Linked DNA regions of Homo sapiens: region 2 is linked to region 1. The links are chromatin loops, found by intact Hi-C in ENCODE. Cell type or tissue: ovary. All regions are shown on one strand. Region 1 overlaps AGPAT3 (1-acylglycerol-3-phosphate O-acyltransferase 3). Region 2 overlaps AGPAT3 (1-acylglycerol-3-phosphate O-acyltransferase 3).

The links. Peaks named below come from ENCODE experiments on the same cell type or tissue, not always from the same donor. Only the 100,000 strongest peaks of a DNase experiment are listed, where the experiment ranks them.
Region 2: it touches region 1 in a loop (2.2-fold over the local background); 3 of 110 quality-filtered maps call a loop at or near these places.

What each region holds. Positions count from the first base shown.
Region 1 is chr21:43,950,687-43,958,686 of GRCh38, reverse strand. All of the region lies in intron 2 of AGPAT3 (1-acylglycerol-3-phosphate O-acyltransferase 3), which reads right to left. Among named protein-coding and RNA genes, the nearest start is that of TRAPPC10, 58 kb to the left of the region's middle. RefSeq lists an enhancer at 2,025-2,525. In ovary, no CTCF peak of the experiment used is centred here; no DNase peak of the experiment used is centred here.
Region 2 is chr21:43,900,036-43,908,035 of GRCh38, reverse strand. It overlaps AGPAT3 (1-acylglycerol-3-phosphate O-acyltransferase 3), which reads right to left. Exons shown (of 10, transcript NM_020132.5): 2 at 4,017-4,079. Among named protein-coding and RNA genes, the nearest start is that of AGPAT3, 39 kb to the right of the region's middle. In ovary, no CTCF peak of the experiment used is centred here; a DNase peak (open chromatin) is centred at 3,975.

The DNA of each region.
Region 1 (8,000 bases):
ACACACCACAAACCATACACATGCTACATATACCACACCACACCACAAACCACATACACGCCACATACACACACTACAAACCACACATATGCCACACACACCACAAACCACACACACGCCACACGCACCACACACACCACAAACCACACCTACACCACACACCAAAAACGACACACACGCTCACACATATGGTGCATACCACACTGCAAGCACCATACCACAAACCACACACACTGTAGCACAAACCACACACACCACAGTGCAAAACACATACACCACATCCCACACGCACTGCTGCACACAGCCCCATACTCTACACCACACACACACAATTGTACCACACACCACACACTGCAACACATCCCCCCACCCCATGCACACTCATATGCACCACAGTCTCACACACACAACAAGCACTATACACATAAACATGCCACACTCACACACACACACTCTCCCATGCAAACCAGAAAGAAAAAACGAAAAGACTAGAAGAAATACACCCAAATATTGATAGTGATTAACTTGTGGTGAAGGCATCATAATTTTTATTTGATTTAGTATCTCATTTAAAAGATCCAAACTGCACAATCAATCTCTGCAAACAGAGCCAGGAGGCCTCACAAACCCCTCAGTGTGGGAATCAATGCTTTTCACTCCCACACTCGTGTGCGTATTTGAAGCGTGAAAGATTTCTGTTCTGGTTTCCTGCACAAAAGGAGCGACTCCCCAGGGGCTCCACCGGCTCCCCCTTTCCTTCTACGCACGTCTCACAGTTTCAGCAGGGAAGCCGGTGGCCCCCCTCCACTCTTGGCAGCACTCCTACTGAGCGGCCCTACAACCCCCGTGTGGAGGGGGAAACCCGAGACCCCAGTGTGGAGGGGAAAACCCGAGACCCCCATGTGCAGGGGGAAACCCGAGACCCCCGTGTGGAGGGGAAACCCCGTGTGGAGGGGGAAACCAGAGACCCCCGTGTGGAGGGGGAAACCCGAGACCCCCCTGTGGAGGGGGAAACCCGAGACCCCCGTGTGGAGGGGGAAACCCGAGATCCCTGTGTGCAGGGGGAAACCCGAGACCCCCGCGTGGAGGGGGAAACCCCGTGTGGAGGGGGAAACCCGAGACCCCCGTGTGGAGGGGGAAACCCGAGACCCCCGTGTGGAGGGGAAACCCGAGACCCCCCGTGTGGAGGGGAAACCCGAGACCCCCCGTGTGGAGGGGAAACCCTGGCAGTCAGGCTGGCGGTGCTGCCAACCCCTGACTTGGTCCTCTGGAAGGGCACTGAGTGCACTCCCATGGGGCAAAGGGGTGGGCTCTGGAGTGGCACCAGCTGGCCTTCCACATTCCCAGGGCGGCCCCTGTTCCACACCGCCAGCTGCCCCCACTGTGGCCATTCTTGCACCCAGAGCAAGGCTCTCCATGGGCGCCCACCCCACCCGCCCATGAAACCCCCTGTCCCGACTCCACAGAGCGCCCTCCATACAGGCCCCCACCCTCTGCCTCTCAGGGATTTGCAGGCGCTGCCTTGAATGGCACTCGGGGGCCACAGATGCCAGTGTCACTCCCACCACCCTTGGACGTTCTCAACCTATGGGGCATTAAAAGTCACCTCTCCCAGACACTGGGCCCTTGGCTCCCCAGAAACCGTGGGGACAAGAGCTCTGGTCATGGTTTAGGAATGGGCCTGAAACACTTTCGCTCCTCCCCTCGAAAGGTGGAGGGGTCTTCTTCCCTTTCTGACTATGGCCTGGACTTGGTCATTGCATCTGATGAACAGCCTTGCAGAAATGTGCTACGTGATTGCCAAGGCTAGGTCACAAAAAGGACAGTTTCTGCCTGGCTCTGCTCCCAGGATGGCCACATCACAAGGATGTGTGAGCGGCAGGTCCTTCCTGCGCGGAAGGGGCTGACCTCCTACTCCTGAGGGGGCCACCTGGGAGGCAGGCCCTCTGGCCCTGGTCAAACCTTCAGATGAGCCCAGCCCTGGCCTCAGCTCACCTGCAACCCCACAGCACCCAGCTAAGTCGCTCCTGAATTGCTGACTCCACACACTGTGGGGTTAAGGAGTTGTACTGTTTGATGCCCCCACACTGTGGGCTGATTCATTAAAGCAGCAACAGGAAATTAATACCCTAGACAGAAAGGACAGAAAAGACAAGGGGGCAACAAAAACACTTTTTATGGGCTTAACTTGTTCCACGGTCTGTGTTGAACACCTCTCACGCATTCCAGACTCTCAGATGACCCCAGCAGGATGCCATCACTGCCCCAGTTGACAGGTGAGCAAACAGAAGCACAGAGAGGCTTCGTGCATCATATGGGGCCACACAGGGAGTCAGCAGTAGAGCCAGTGCCAGTCCAGATAGCGAGGCTCAGAAGTCAGTGCTCGCCCAGACACACTGCAGCCCCCCCAGGGTGGGCAGGGGCCCCTTAGAGCAGAGCCTCAGACACGCTGGGCAGACCAGGCTTGCTGTTTCAGAACGCCTTTCTTGAGCTAGAGACGATATATTCGACCAGATCCTGAGTTGTACAGGGTGGGGGCCGCCCTGCAGCCCATCACCTGGCCCCCACCTGGCACACAGCAGAGCCCCAGGAGACCAGGTGGTCCTCACCCAGGGGCACACATCACTCCACACTGGCCCAGAAGAACCAGGGTCCCAAGAAGCCTGCTTGAGGGCCAGCACATCAGCTGTGATGCTCCGAGAAGCAGATGCCCGGGCTCCACAGCAGACCTGCTGATTCCGTTGCTACGGCGCAAAGTACAGGAATCTGATTTTTTTTTTTTTTTTTGAGACAGATTATCTCACTGTTGCCCAGGTTAGAGTGCTGTGGTGCCATCTTGGCTCACTGCAGCTTCCTGGGTTCAAGCAATTCTCATGCCTCAGCCTCCCGAGTAGCTGGGACCACAGGTATGCACCACCATGTCCAGCAAATTTTTGTATGTTTAGTAGAGATGGGGTTTCGCCATGTTGGCCAGGCTGGCCTCGATCTCCTGACCTCAGGTAATCCGCCCAACTCGACCTCCCAAAGCGCTGGGATTACAGGTGTGAGCCACCGCACCCAGTCATGACGTTTATTTTTAAAAATCAGATTCTCAGCCGGGCGCGGTGGCTCACACCTGTAATCTGAGCACTTTGGGAGGCCGAGGCAGGAAAATAGCTTGAACCTGGGAGGAGGAGGCTGCAGTGAGCTGAGATCGCACCACTGCACTCCAGCCTGGGTGACAAGAGTGAAACTCCATCTCAAAAAAGAAAAGAACTTCATCCAGGAATAAATAACACACGATTAAGATGGGTTTGCCGAGTGTCCGTGCATAGCGTTATGGGTGTTGACAAGCTAAGCCGCCTGTGACCCCACCACACTGCAACAGGGAACATTTCCATCCAAGTCCTTCCCCACCCAGCCTGACAATGCAGGTCAGCTTTCCAGCTCTATAGGTTAATTTACCTTTTCTAGAGGTTCACAAACACAGAATCCCATGGCATCTGGCCCAGCCGGTCCAGCGCGGTGCTTCTGAGACGGCCCCGGGACAGCACCCAGGGCGCATCCGTGGCTGCTGAGTGACCCCCACGGCATGGACGTGCCACGGTGATACGCTCCCTGCCGACAGGCAGCTGGCACCCAGCCTTTGGGGGCCACAGATAGAGCCGTGATGCACATTCACGTCCCAGCCTCTGTGTGGATGCAGCTTCCCCTCGAGAATCCACTTTATCAACCGTCCTCGGTGTCACAAAGCGGCCAGTCTCTGGTCCATCACCTGAACCTCTGGGCTAGAAAGTCTACGCAGAGACTCCCCGGAGAGCCCACGCCTGCCCTCTGGCACATGTTTCTCCTGGCCCGGGTGCCACACAGCACTCAGTGCCCCCGGAACTCTGGCGTCTTGGGTCCAGCTCTCCTCAAAGGAAGTCTCTGCGGCAGTAAGCCCCAAAAAGGGTGAATGGAGCCGGCCAGTGCCAGATCAGAGGGGCTGGCTTCAGCCCTGGAGCCCAATTCTAGGAGCAAGTCCACCACCCTGCCGTGTGGCCCAAGGTCACACCCGGGACGGTGTCCCCCAGCTGTCTGCACGGCCCACAGCCTTTTGACGTGCTCCCTCGCTGAAGGCCACCTGCCCGGATCATCAACCTCTACGTCCTGGAGGTCCTAGATACGGAGTCAAAACACATCTTCATCACTTACTATGGACCAGACTCCATTCCAAGAAACATCTGCTGTTCACCTGCTTAATTCCAGCTAGCGGAACTCAGGGGCCTCTCCCGCCCGCCTGCCCCCACCAGAGCGCTCAACACGGTTTCCCTGGGTCATTGCCATGTCTCTGTCCAGCCAGCAGTGTAGTTTCACTCACAGACCTCGCAGGTACCCTGTTCCACCTCCCCACACCCAGCCCGCCTGGACCTCCTTGATAAACCTGACTGCACAAACCTCCAATGGCAGCAGGCAGAGGCCACCTCCCTCCCTGCAGAAGGGTGACGGTGAGGAAGGTGCCCTGCTTGGCCACACCGGTCCCCGCCTCCAGCTTCAAAGTCCTTTGGGCTGGCAGAGCAGGAAAGCATTGGGAGGGGCCTGGACTCAGTGGCCCCCTAGAGCATTTGCTCGTGAGCCCATGAGAGCGATTTTTAGGAAATTATGCATCCCCAGACAATGTGAAGTTGACGTCTACATTTTTATTTTTTATTTTTCATCTATTTATTTATAGAGACAGAATATCACTCTGTCACCCAGGCTGGAGGGCAGCGATGCCATCATGGCTCACACAGCCTTGATCTCCTAGGCTCAAGTGATTCTCTGGCTTCAGCCTCCCAGAGTGCTGGGATTACAGGCATGAGCCACTGCAACCAGCCAGCTTCTACATTTTTAAGCCCAAGTTTAAATATGCAAGGGGTGTAAAGTCTGGCATATTGTAGATTTTGACTCTGTAAAGCATAGTGTTTTTCTTTCTCTCCAATGTAGCTAGTAGAACCTAAATGCCATCATGATTTGACAGCCACCATTGGCACCTGTTTTCAAACCCCACAAAAAAAGCTCTTCTGGACAGCTGGCTTCGTTCCACTTGCTCCTGGAATCTGCATTCCCACTGCCCTTCTTCCACAGGATTTTATCATTGTGGAATATATTAAAAGTCTCTTTTGCTTAACATTAGGCTTGAAAGTCTTTTATTGATCACCCTAAACTAATATTCTGCAATGAAATATGTATGAACATCTAAAACTCACTTGCCTATTTCTTATGCACAGGCTTTAAGCTAAAAAGGTCTCCTGGGCTACGTCACGGCACTCCCTCCATGTCCGTCCACATCTCCTACGAATCAGGACAGCCTGCTCACTAGGACACCATGAGCACACCCAAGAAATGAATACCGACAGAATACTGCCGAACATCCCGTCCCTGTTTCCATTTCACCAACTGTCCCCAGATGACCTTCCTAGCTGCGGGGATGCAGGGCCCCGTGGAGGACACACATGCATTTGGATGGCACGTCTCTCTGTCCCCTTTCCCCGAGACGCTCCCCGCCTACTCTGGCCTGATGGTGTTGAAGCGGCTAAGGCAGCTCTCTGCGGCGTGCCCCACACCCTGGATTTGTCCGTTTCCTCACAATTAACTCGGGTTCAACATTTCTGGTCAAGAATGCATGGCAGAGCCGCTGGGTACTTCCTGCCACATCCCACTGGAGGCCCATAAAGCCACTTGGCCGGCGATGTGGAACCTCGCCTCACTTGGTTATGGTGGCACCACTGACACCCTGACCGCAGCAGATAGCCTGGGCAGCCCCCAGCACCCTGGGGACCTTGGAGAACGCCTGGGATAGAAGAGCCACACAGGGTGGGACCTCAGGGGTGGGACCTCTGGGGCTCCATCTGATTTCTGGGGCTGGGGCTGGGAGGTGTGACAGTGGGCCTCTCCAGTCCCCATGGCACCTTTTCATGGCTGCTCAGATGCCACCGAGACACTGAGGACACTGAGTTGCTTCTGAGCCCCTTCATTAAACAACAGGTTTAGGTCGCCCAGAAGCTTGGTGCCAGCGCGTCTTCATTAAACAACAGATTTAGGTTGCCCGGAAGCCTGGCGCCAGCACATCTTGGTCCTGGGGCGTGATGGCTGCTTCTTGGGTTTTGTCCTGGCCCCTGCACAAGCTACCGGGGTGTGCACCTTCTTAGATCAGGGGAGCAAAGGTGAGGCACGAGGCTGCCTCTGCCTGGGCAGGGCCAGAGCACTGCTTGCCAATCAGAGCCCAGCCCCACACGCCCACACCCAATTCTGCCACCTTTTGTTAGGGTGAACTGAGTTCCTTCCACAAAGGTAATGCCCAGGTCCTCGAAATGTGACCTTATTTGGAGACAGGGCCTTTAACACAGTAATTAAGTTAAATGATATCATCAGGGTGGGCGCTGATTCCATCTGACCGGTGTCCTTATGAAAAAGGGAGACCGCCTGCAGTCAGAGCCCGGGTGAGAAGCCTCAGAAGGAATCCTTGACCTTGGACCTGCAGCCTCCAGGACCACAGGACGACAAAAGCCTGCAGCTGCAGCCCCGCCTCTGGTGCCGTCACACAGCCCAATCGCACTCACAGGCCGCCTCATCCCAGGTCCGTAGTTCTGGAGAGGTACGGGCCCATCCCCGTGTTCCGCCATCCAGCCCACCCCCTGCCTGCCCCAGGTCCTTCGCTGCAGCATGTGGACCCTCCTCCCCGTCGCTGGTCCCTGTGACCCTCTTCCTCCAAAACCGGCCAGGCAGAGGATCTCACCCACATGCAGTCTCCCCAGAGACCCCCCTTCTTTGCCAAAATCCCCAACCTTTCCGAAGACGCCTTTTTATGGAATGGAAACTACAGTTCCGAGCCCACCACCTCCGCACCGCTGCCAGGCCCACCAGGCCCCTCCATTTCTTCCTTCTGAACAGAGGAGTCCCTGGTTTTCTCTGCACACATAGGACGGCAACTTCGTTTCTATGAGGGGTAAACACCAGTTTGTCTATCCATGAGCCTTTCATGCCTCTGTCACCAGCGCTGAAATCCCCCAGAGGAGATGGCACAGCCTCTGAAATATAGCACTATCTTCCCAAAACGCCACAGAGTGCCCACCCCAGCTGGCGTCCTGCTCTGTGCAGGGGCAGGAGCTGGGCAGAGCTGGGATGGGACCTGCTGTCCTTGGGTCCTGGGGTCCAGGAAGAAGATGTCACCACTGGCAACTATTCTGGGATCAGCAGATGCTCCCAAACCCTGGAATTCTCCCTTTGCCCTGCCCAAGCCGCCCTTCCGAGAGCAAGGCTAGCTCTCAGCAGACAGCAGTTGGCGGAGGAGAAAGACATTTCAGGATGCCAAAAGCACATCATTTCTGATGCTCTAGACAGGAGTTTTGAGTTGTGGGATAAAGATAACTTCTTAGTTCCATATGGATTTCAGTGATCCAAATCCAAGTCCATAATGGGGAACTGAGAAACGGCTGTCAGCTCCCTCCTTCCCCCCTTCCTCTTCTCTGTCCCGCCCACCCCGCACCCAAGGGCTCTGGTGTAGTGGGCCGAGCAGACCTGGCCCCTGCGAGGTGGTGGCACGGGAGGGCCTTGTGTGCTGGCTGCACAGGAGGGGACCACGGTGAGCCCCGGGCTCTTGGGTGCTGGGGAAAGCTCCACTGTTACTGTCAGCAGACGCTGGAGGAGAAAGTCCACCATCAGGAACAGTAGAGACGCAGTGATATCTCAAAGGGTCTTCATTTAGGTGGCAACGTTTACTATTCAGAACACCGCCAAGAACCCGGAAATAAACTGCACACACTTTCTGAGAAGCCAGCCTAGGTGTCCCATAAGGAAAAAGACTTCACTCACAGTGGACCTTTCGGGCCCTGCATTGGGTCCTCCTTCCTCCCGCTTTAAACGCAGCGTGGACAAGTGTGACGGGCTGGTTTCCTGGCCCACAGCTCATTGGAAGTGCGGGCTGGGGAACAGGGAAGAGGGGCTTGCAGAAGGCAGGCATGCCGCTGACAGCACTACCTGGGGCAGAAACGAGCCCAGGA
Region 2 (8,000 bases), 51 kb after region 1:
CTCCGAAGACCATCATCCCTTTGCTCTGCTATTACGGGAACATGCTTCCACGAGGGTGGGGACTACTCGGTCCCGTGGGGTCTCCAGCACACGGAGCCGTGCGACGGAGAGGGCGCGCAAACACCCGAGCAGGGGAATCGACAAACGTGTGGCTTTAACATGGTATCGGTCTGCTGGGTTTGGGGGTTTGGTTGTTGTTGCTTTTTGAGTCTGCTGTTTTGTAGAAGCCCGTATTTTTCACAGAGGGAATCAGATGAAACCGAAAACGCAAGCTCTTAGGAAGCTTATATGGAACGGTTTTTTTGTTGTTGTTGTTGTTGAGACGGAGTCTCGCTCTGTCGCCCAGGCTGGAGTGCAGTGGCGCGATCTCGGCTCACCACAAGCTCCGCCTCCCGGGTTCACGCCATTCTCCTGCCTCAGCCTCCCGAGTAGCTGGGACTACAAGTGCCCGCCACCACGCCCAGCTAATTTTTTGTATTTTTAGTAGAGATGGGGTTTCACCGTGTTAGCCAGGATGGTCTCGATCTCCTGACCTCGTGATCCGCCTGCCTCGGCCTCCCAAAGTCCTGGGATTACAGGTGTGAGCCACCGTACCTGGTATGGCACAGTTTTATGGGAAACTTTTTGTTAAAGTGTAATAGATACAGAGAAGTACATAAATCTTCAGCATGCGGCTGGATGAAATTCCAGAGAGGATCCACTCTGACCAGCAGCACCCAGATCAAGAAACGAATCCCAACTACTTTGGGAGGCCGAGGCCGGCAGATGGGCTTGAGCCCAGGAGTTCAAGATCAGCCTGGGCAACATGGCAAAACCCGGTCTCTACAAAAAATAAAAAAGCCGCGTGTGGTGGCCCATGCCCGTGGTCCCAGCTACCGGGAGGCTGAGGCAGGAGGATCCCTTCAGCCCAGGAGAGCTCAAGGCTGAAGTGACCTGAGATCGCGTCATTGAGCTCCAGCCTGGGAGACAGAGAGAGACCCCCTCTCAAAAAAAAAAAAAAAAAAAAGAAAGAAAAGAAACAGACCCTCGCCAGCCCCTGAAGCCCCCTGGGCCTCCTTTGCCTCCTGCCAGGGCAGCTACCCTTCCTGTTCCCCCTGCCAGGTCTGCCTGTCTCTGTGCTGCACTTACGAGGGCCTTGCACATGTGCTGACCCACTGCGCTTCTTCCACCCAGCATGTGTGTGTCGGCTCGCCCAGGCGGAGCACGGGTGTCTCCACGCAGCTCATTCCATGCTGCTCCCCTGGGCAAGTAGCCGGCAGTGTGTTCACCCAGTCCACCTCCGCAGGGCACACAGGCCTGATGAACACGGCTCCGGCGACACTCCTGGCTGTGGGTTCACGCCTCAGAGCAGAGCTGCTGGGTCACAAGCCATGGGTTTGCTCCGCTTTAGAAGATATTGCCAAAGTTTTCCAAAATTAAGAGGTGAGGTCACAGCCACCATGAGGAACAAGCGTCCCATCACGCCCCATCCCACCTCCTCATCAACTCTGGCCTTATCTGTCTCGTTGGTTTTAGCCAATCTGCTGACTGTCTAGTGATACAACATTTCTGGTTTAAAAAGTTCGTTTCTCTGATAACCAATTGAGTTGCATGCCTTTTCAGATGTTTATTAGGTATTTGGGCACCTTTCGAGAGGTACTGGTGCAAGTCATGGACAAACATTTTGCTATAGATTTCGATATTAACACTCACCAGCTTGGGCGGGGGGGAGCTGCAGTGCCACACCGTCTGCTTAGTTTTGCAACCTCTCCTCCCTCCCAAAAGTGATACGTGGCATGCCATCACTGACAGTCACCCGGTTTGGTGAATATCGAGTTACTCACCCTAGAAGCTTGGTTGTAAATCGGATTTGGGTTGTTCTGCAGCTACTACTAGCCCCAAAAGACACAATGTTTCCAACCTGCCCTTCTTTCTGTTCTTTTTCCTAGACCTCAGTTATTACAGAACCGTGATGTCCCTGTCCCCAGAAAGGGAACAAAGGAGATCAAACCGATTTCCATCTTCATCTTCTCAAAATGTCCTCCTTCTGGGAGAGGTCTGCTGATGCCTGACGCGCCTTGGCCGGTTTCTCCCCTAGAAGCAAAACCTCATCCACAGCACAAGCCCACGTGCGCCACACCCTGCACCTGACAGATCAGAAGCCCTCTGGCCCCCCAGCCCTTGCTGGTGGCCTTCCCACAGCCCTGTGGTGACTGCAGAAGCCCCATGCCCTCCTCTCAGCCCTGAGTACAGTCCAACAATAGCCAAAGGACAGGCAGAAGAGCGGGAATGCAGTGAGAGCTGAACTGGGGGGTGCAGGACAGTTCAAGTTTCTTTTGCACAGAATAGCAATTTGCAACAATTTAACAGTTTAAACCACAGGCAAAGTATTAAATCAACAATGAGCAAACCCAGCAAGTAAACTTTTGTGAATCCAGAATGTTAGAGGACAGCTCAGAGTGCCAGTTAGCTGGGAGCTGCCACTGTGTCTTTATAGTATCGTTAGTATCTTCATAGTTATCTGCTATCAAATAAGCAATCTTAATAAAACAATCCTAAAGAGACACTAGGCCGGGCGCAGTGGCTCACGCCTGTAATCCCAGCACTTTGGGAGGCCGAGGCAGGTGGATCACGAGGTCAAGCAATAGAGACCATCCTGGCCAACATGGTGAAACCCCATCTCTACTAAAAATACAAAAATTAGCCGGACGTGGTGGCGGGCGCCTGTAGTCCCAGCTACTCAGGGGGCTGAGGCAGGAGAATCATTTGAACCTGGGAAGTGGAGGTTGCAGTGAGCCGAGATCGTTCTACTGCACTCCAGCCCGGGCGACAGAGCCAGACTGTCTCAAAATAAATAAATAAATAAATAAATAAATAAATAAATAAATAAATAAATAAATATTTTTTTTAAAAAAAGAGACACTAAATACAGTCATTTTAATTTGAAAACTATGGAGGCATTCAGCACCCAGCTCAGATGGTCAGCAATGCTGTTTGAGGTCCGCCATGACTACATCTCTGAAAGCCCGAGCTTGGTGTTGGTCACTTCAATCTTGCTCATGTTTGTTTTTATCAAATGGTAGCTTTCAACACACCCTGGGTTGTGACTGGGACACAGAAGGCTAAATCACCTGCCTACCAAGAACTGGGCCTGTGAGTTACACCTGGAAGCCTTGGAACATCAGGGATGGGATTTGATCTCTGCCGACAGCATTTGGAGGAGACACCTCCTGGGTAGAAAGCAGCCACAGTGGGAGAAGGACACAGGGTCCAGGGCCACCCAGAAGGGACCTGCAGCCTCATCAGCCACAGCAGCGGGCCTGGGAACGGGGGTGGAACACATGGGAGCAGTGGGCAGGGGCCCTATGACGACGGGCTGCAGGAGCACAGGAGGAGCTGCCCCAACCCTGGGCCCACCCAGTGACTCAACGGCCAGGCAATTCCATGCTCTCCACCAAACCCAGGGCTTCCTGAGGAGCGCGTCCCCCAGGAGCAGGGCACCAACCCCCAAGAGCAGGGCACCGACCCCCCAGGAGCAGAGCACCCTCCAGCAACAGATAGCTGGGCTCCCCACGGGGATTGTGCAGCTGTCCCCGGGCCACACCTCTGCCCCATCCCAGACAGACGGCTCCCAGTCGGTCTCCAGGAGAGGGGTGGACTTCCTGGGCTGCTAACAGAGCCGGGGCAGCCCTGTGAGGTGACTCCCATGTCCGCTGTGCCCTGGTAGGCGCCTCAGCCCAGCGTCATTTGTAGCTCAGCCCCTTTGAGCTCAGCTCATCCCTCGCAGGAAGAGAACAAAGTTACCTGAACTTTATCATCTGGGTTTTGGACAAATGAGAAGGGACTGTAATAAATATTCTGTTGGTCATAAGCAAAGGTTAAAATATATACCTTTAAGAAAAATTAATCAACAAGGTATCAAGGCCCAACGCTGACCCCAACACTGGACACATACACACACACACACACACACACACACACACACACACACTCTCACACACGGCGCCCTGCGTCAGGCGGCCTCACTGCCCACTTACCAAGGCACAAGGTCAGCAGAGCCAGTGGGAACAGCTGCCCTCAGGGCTTCCGGCTGGACAAGCCTGAAAGTGAAAGGCACACATGTCAACGTGCTTGCGCAGGACTGGAGAGACGCCGTGTGACCAAATATATGCATCCACTTCAAAACCCGAAAGGCTGCATGTCAGGGAGACTGACAAGCACGCATTAACATCCTTTCCCGATCAACCAAACACTCCGTCACTTAAACATCAGGGTCAAGGCCATTCAGGGCATTGCTGGCACGCTGCTTCCCACTGCCTGGCCAGGAGGCCCAACAGATGGCTCATAAATGAACAGTCCCGGAGCCGCCAGAGGTCACGCCCCAGGAAGGACACGGAAAAGCCACCCAGCCACCTGCAGGCTCTTGGAAAGGCGGGGCCACCATGGGCCCCTCCGGATGCCACAGCTCCTGCGACAGCTACACCAGCCTTACATGCGCTCCCGCTGCTTCCCAAAGCCCTGCCAGCCGCAGCCCTGGGCTTCTCCAAAATCCAGCCCAGCCCAGCCCCCGCCAGCAGACCATTAGCCTGCCTGCCGGCAACCAGGAAAAAGCCCGTGTTTGCTCATTTGTGTTACATTGTGGTGACGTCCACTAACATAAAATCCACCATTTTTAGGTATGTGGTTCAGGGGCTTTATGTCCATTCCCACTGCTGTGCAATCATCACCCCTGTCCATCTCCAGAACTTTCTCATCTTCCCAAGCAGAAACACTGTCTCCATTAAACACCTACTCCCCATCCCCGCTAGCCCCTGGCACCCACCATCACACTTTCTATCTCTACGAGTTAACCACTCTAGGGACCTCATATAAGTGGAATCATACACTATTTGTCCTTATGTGACTGGCTTATTTCACTCAGTATAATGTCCTCAAAGCTCACCCACTTGGTGGCAGGTGTCAGAATGTCATTCACATTTCAGGCTGGATAATATTCCACTACAGACACTATGGACTGAATGCTTGTGTCCCCCAGCTACAAATTCATATTTTTTTTGAGACAGGATCTCGCTCTGTTACCCAGGCTGGAGTCGCCGTGGCACAATCACCGCTCACTGCAGCCTCAGTCTTCTGGGCTTAAGTGATTCTCCCACCTCAGCCTCCCAAGTAGCTAGGACTACAGGTGCATGCCACCATGCCCAGATAATTTTTTAAATTTTTTGTAGACAAAGCATTTCACTATGTTGCCTAGGCTGGTCTTGAACTCCTGAGCTCAAGTGATCCGCCTGCCTCGCCCTCCCAAAGTGCTGGAACTAGAGGTATGAGTCACCATGCCTGGTCCAAATTCATACGTCGAAATCCTCCCTGCTAATGTGATATTTGGAGACAGGGCCATTGGCAGGGGATTAGGCCAAGAGGGAGGAGCCTCAAAAATGGGATTGGTGCCATTATGCCAAAAGACACGGGCCAGCTGCTTCCTATCTCTCTGCCATATGAGGGCACAACCAGGAAGAGGCCCTCACCAGCCACCAAACCTACAGGCACCTTGAGCTCGGACTTCCAGCCTCCAGAACTGTGAGAAATAAATTTCTGTTACTTAAGCCAGCCAGTCAGTGTTAACTTTTTTTATAGCAGCCCAAATTGACAAAGACAGTGTATATATCGCATATTTTCCCCTATTAATCTTACAGTTCTAACTTTCACATTTAGGTCTATGATCCATTTTGGTTAATTTTTAAATATAGCATAAAGTAGGGTGAAGGGCCATTGTTTTTGTAGATAGGTGTCCAATATTGTCTTTCGATATTTGAAAGGCATTCCTCCACTGTCTTCAAATTGTATAGTTTCTGATCAGAAACCGGCTCTCATTTTTGGCTTTGTTCATCTGTATGTGATAGCATTTGCCTCTGTCTACTTTCAGGATTCTCGGCAATTGGATGATGGTGTGTATTGGGGTGAATTCCTTCATGTTTCTTCGGTTTGAGATTTGTTGAGCTTCTTCGGGATGAGTTTCATCAGATCTGGAAAAATTCTAGCCATTATTGTCTTCAGGTATTTTCTACCACACACGCCTCTTTTCTGGAAATCAGTTTCATATGTTACTCTCGATATGGTCCCACTGATGCTCTGTTCATTTTTTTGTCTTTCTTTCTTTGTGTTTCATTTTACAAAGTGCTGTGTCTTCAAGTATACTGATCTTTTCTTCTGCAATGTCTAATCTACCACTAATCCCATTCAGCATATTTTTCATTTCTAGAAGATTTATTTGGGTCTTTTTTCTTTTTGAGACAGTCTCATGCTGTCACCCAGGCTGGAGTGCAATGGTATGATCATGGCTCACTGCAGCCTCAACCTTCCTGGGCTCAAGCCATCCTCCTACCTCAGCCTCCTAAGTAGCTGAGACCACAGGTGTGCACCACCACGCCCAGCTAATTTTTGTACTTTTCTGTACAGATGGGGTTGTCCAGGGTGGTCTTGATCTCCTGAGCTCAAACAATCCTCACATCTCAGCCTCCAGAAGTGCTGGGATTACAGGTATGAGCCATGACGCCCGGCCCTAGGTCTTTTTTTTATATCTTCCATTTTTTTCTTTATTTTTATCATATTTGCCCTGATTGAACACGTGGAACATATTTATCAATGCCATCTTAACATGCTTGCCTGCTAGCTCTATCATCTGGATAGATATAGTTCCCTTCCCTTCTCTTTTCTCTTCTCTTTTTTTTTTTTTTTTTTTAACAGAGTTTCACTCTGTTGCCTGGACTAGAGTACAGTGGCATAATCATAGCTCACTGCAGCCTCGAACTCCAGGCTCAAGGGATCCTCCTGCCTCTGCCGTTGAGTAGCTGGCACTACAGGTGCATACCACTATGCCCAGCTAATTATTTTCTTAAAACAAACAAAAGAACACATATCTTTTTAGAGACAGGGTCTCGCTATGTGGCCCCAGAGGGTCTTGAACTCCTGGGCTCAAGTGATCCTCCTGCCTCAGCCTCCCAAAGGGCTGGAATTGCAGGTGGGGGCTACAGTGTCTAGCCTGGATGTTTCCAACCATTGATTTTCCTCTTCTTCTGGGTTTTCTGTATGGCAGTCACTTTTGCTTGGCTGCTGGGCACTGTGAACTTGGTGCCTGTGAACTTGGCACTGGACGCTGGGTTTGCTGCTGTCCTGCATCTCCGGGCTTTGTTCTGGGAGCAGTCAACCTAGAACCAGTTTGATCTTTTCAGATCTCGCTCGTAAGCTCTGTTTGGTGAGTCCTGAGCGGACCTTTGTAGGACAACCTTGGGTGGTGAGTCTCTCCCTCTGGCCACTGAGCACACAGATTCACCCCACCCTGTGAACTCGGGGACTGTGCCACCCCTGCTCTCCCACGCCCCTTTCCCTCACCTGGGCAGCATTCACATGCCACCTGTGGTCAGCTCTCAGAGACTGGAAGGCCCCTCCTCAGCTCTCCAGAGCTGTTTCTTTATGGAACTCCCTCTTCTTCCATATTTTTCTTTGTACATTCCAGCCTTCCTGGAGCCCCTTAACTCCACACTCTGTCTCCACCAGGTCCTGGTTCCCCTCCCTGCCCTGTGGCTGGAGACTCTGCAGGTGACACGCTGGGCTACTGAGGCCTCACTTCCCTCATGCCCCTCTCTGGTCACTGTCCACACGGCCTGCCACCAGTGTCTGAAGCCTGTGGCTTCATGCACTTTTGTTTGGCTTTCTGGTTGATTAAGGTAGGCTGTGAAATTTGGTCTGTATCTTCCACCATGGCTAGAAGTGCAAGCTGGAATCTTGCATTTTTAAATCCAGGTTTTCACTCATCCAGAATGGGCTTCTCCAGTGGACCTCACAGGTGTTCCCTCTCCAAGACACACTGACCTATGTCTAAAGTGGAACCTCAGCTGCAGAGGGCCTGACTTGCAGAGCCAGCTTGACAGCCGTCTCTGGAAGAGAACAAAAGCATTTGCCTTTTTCTTTCTACCTCCAGATCATTTACTCTCCATGAAGACATCTCACTCAAAGTACATTTTCTA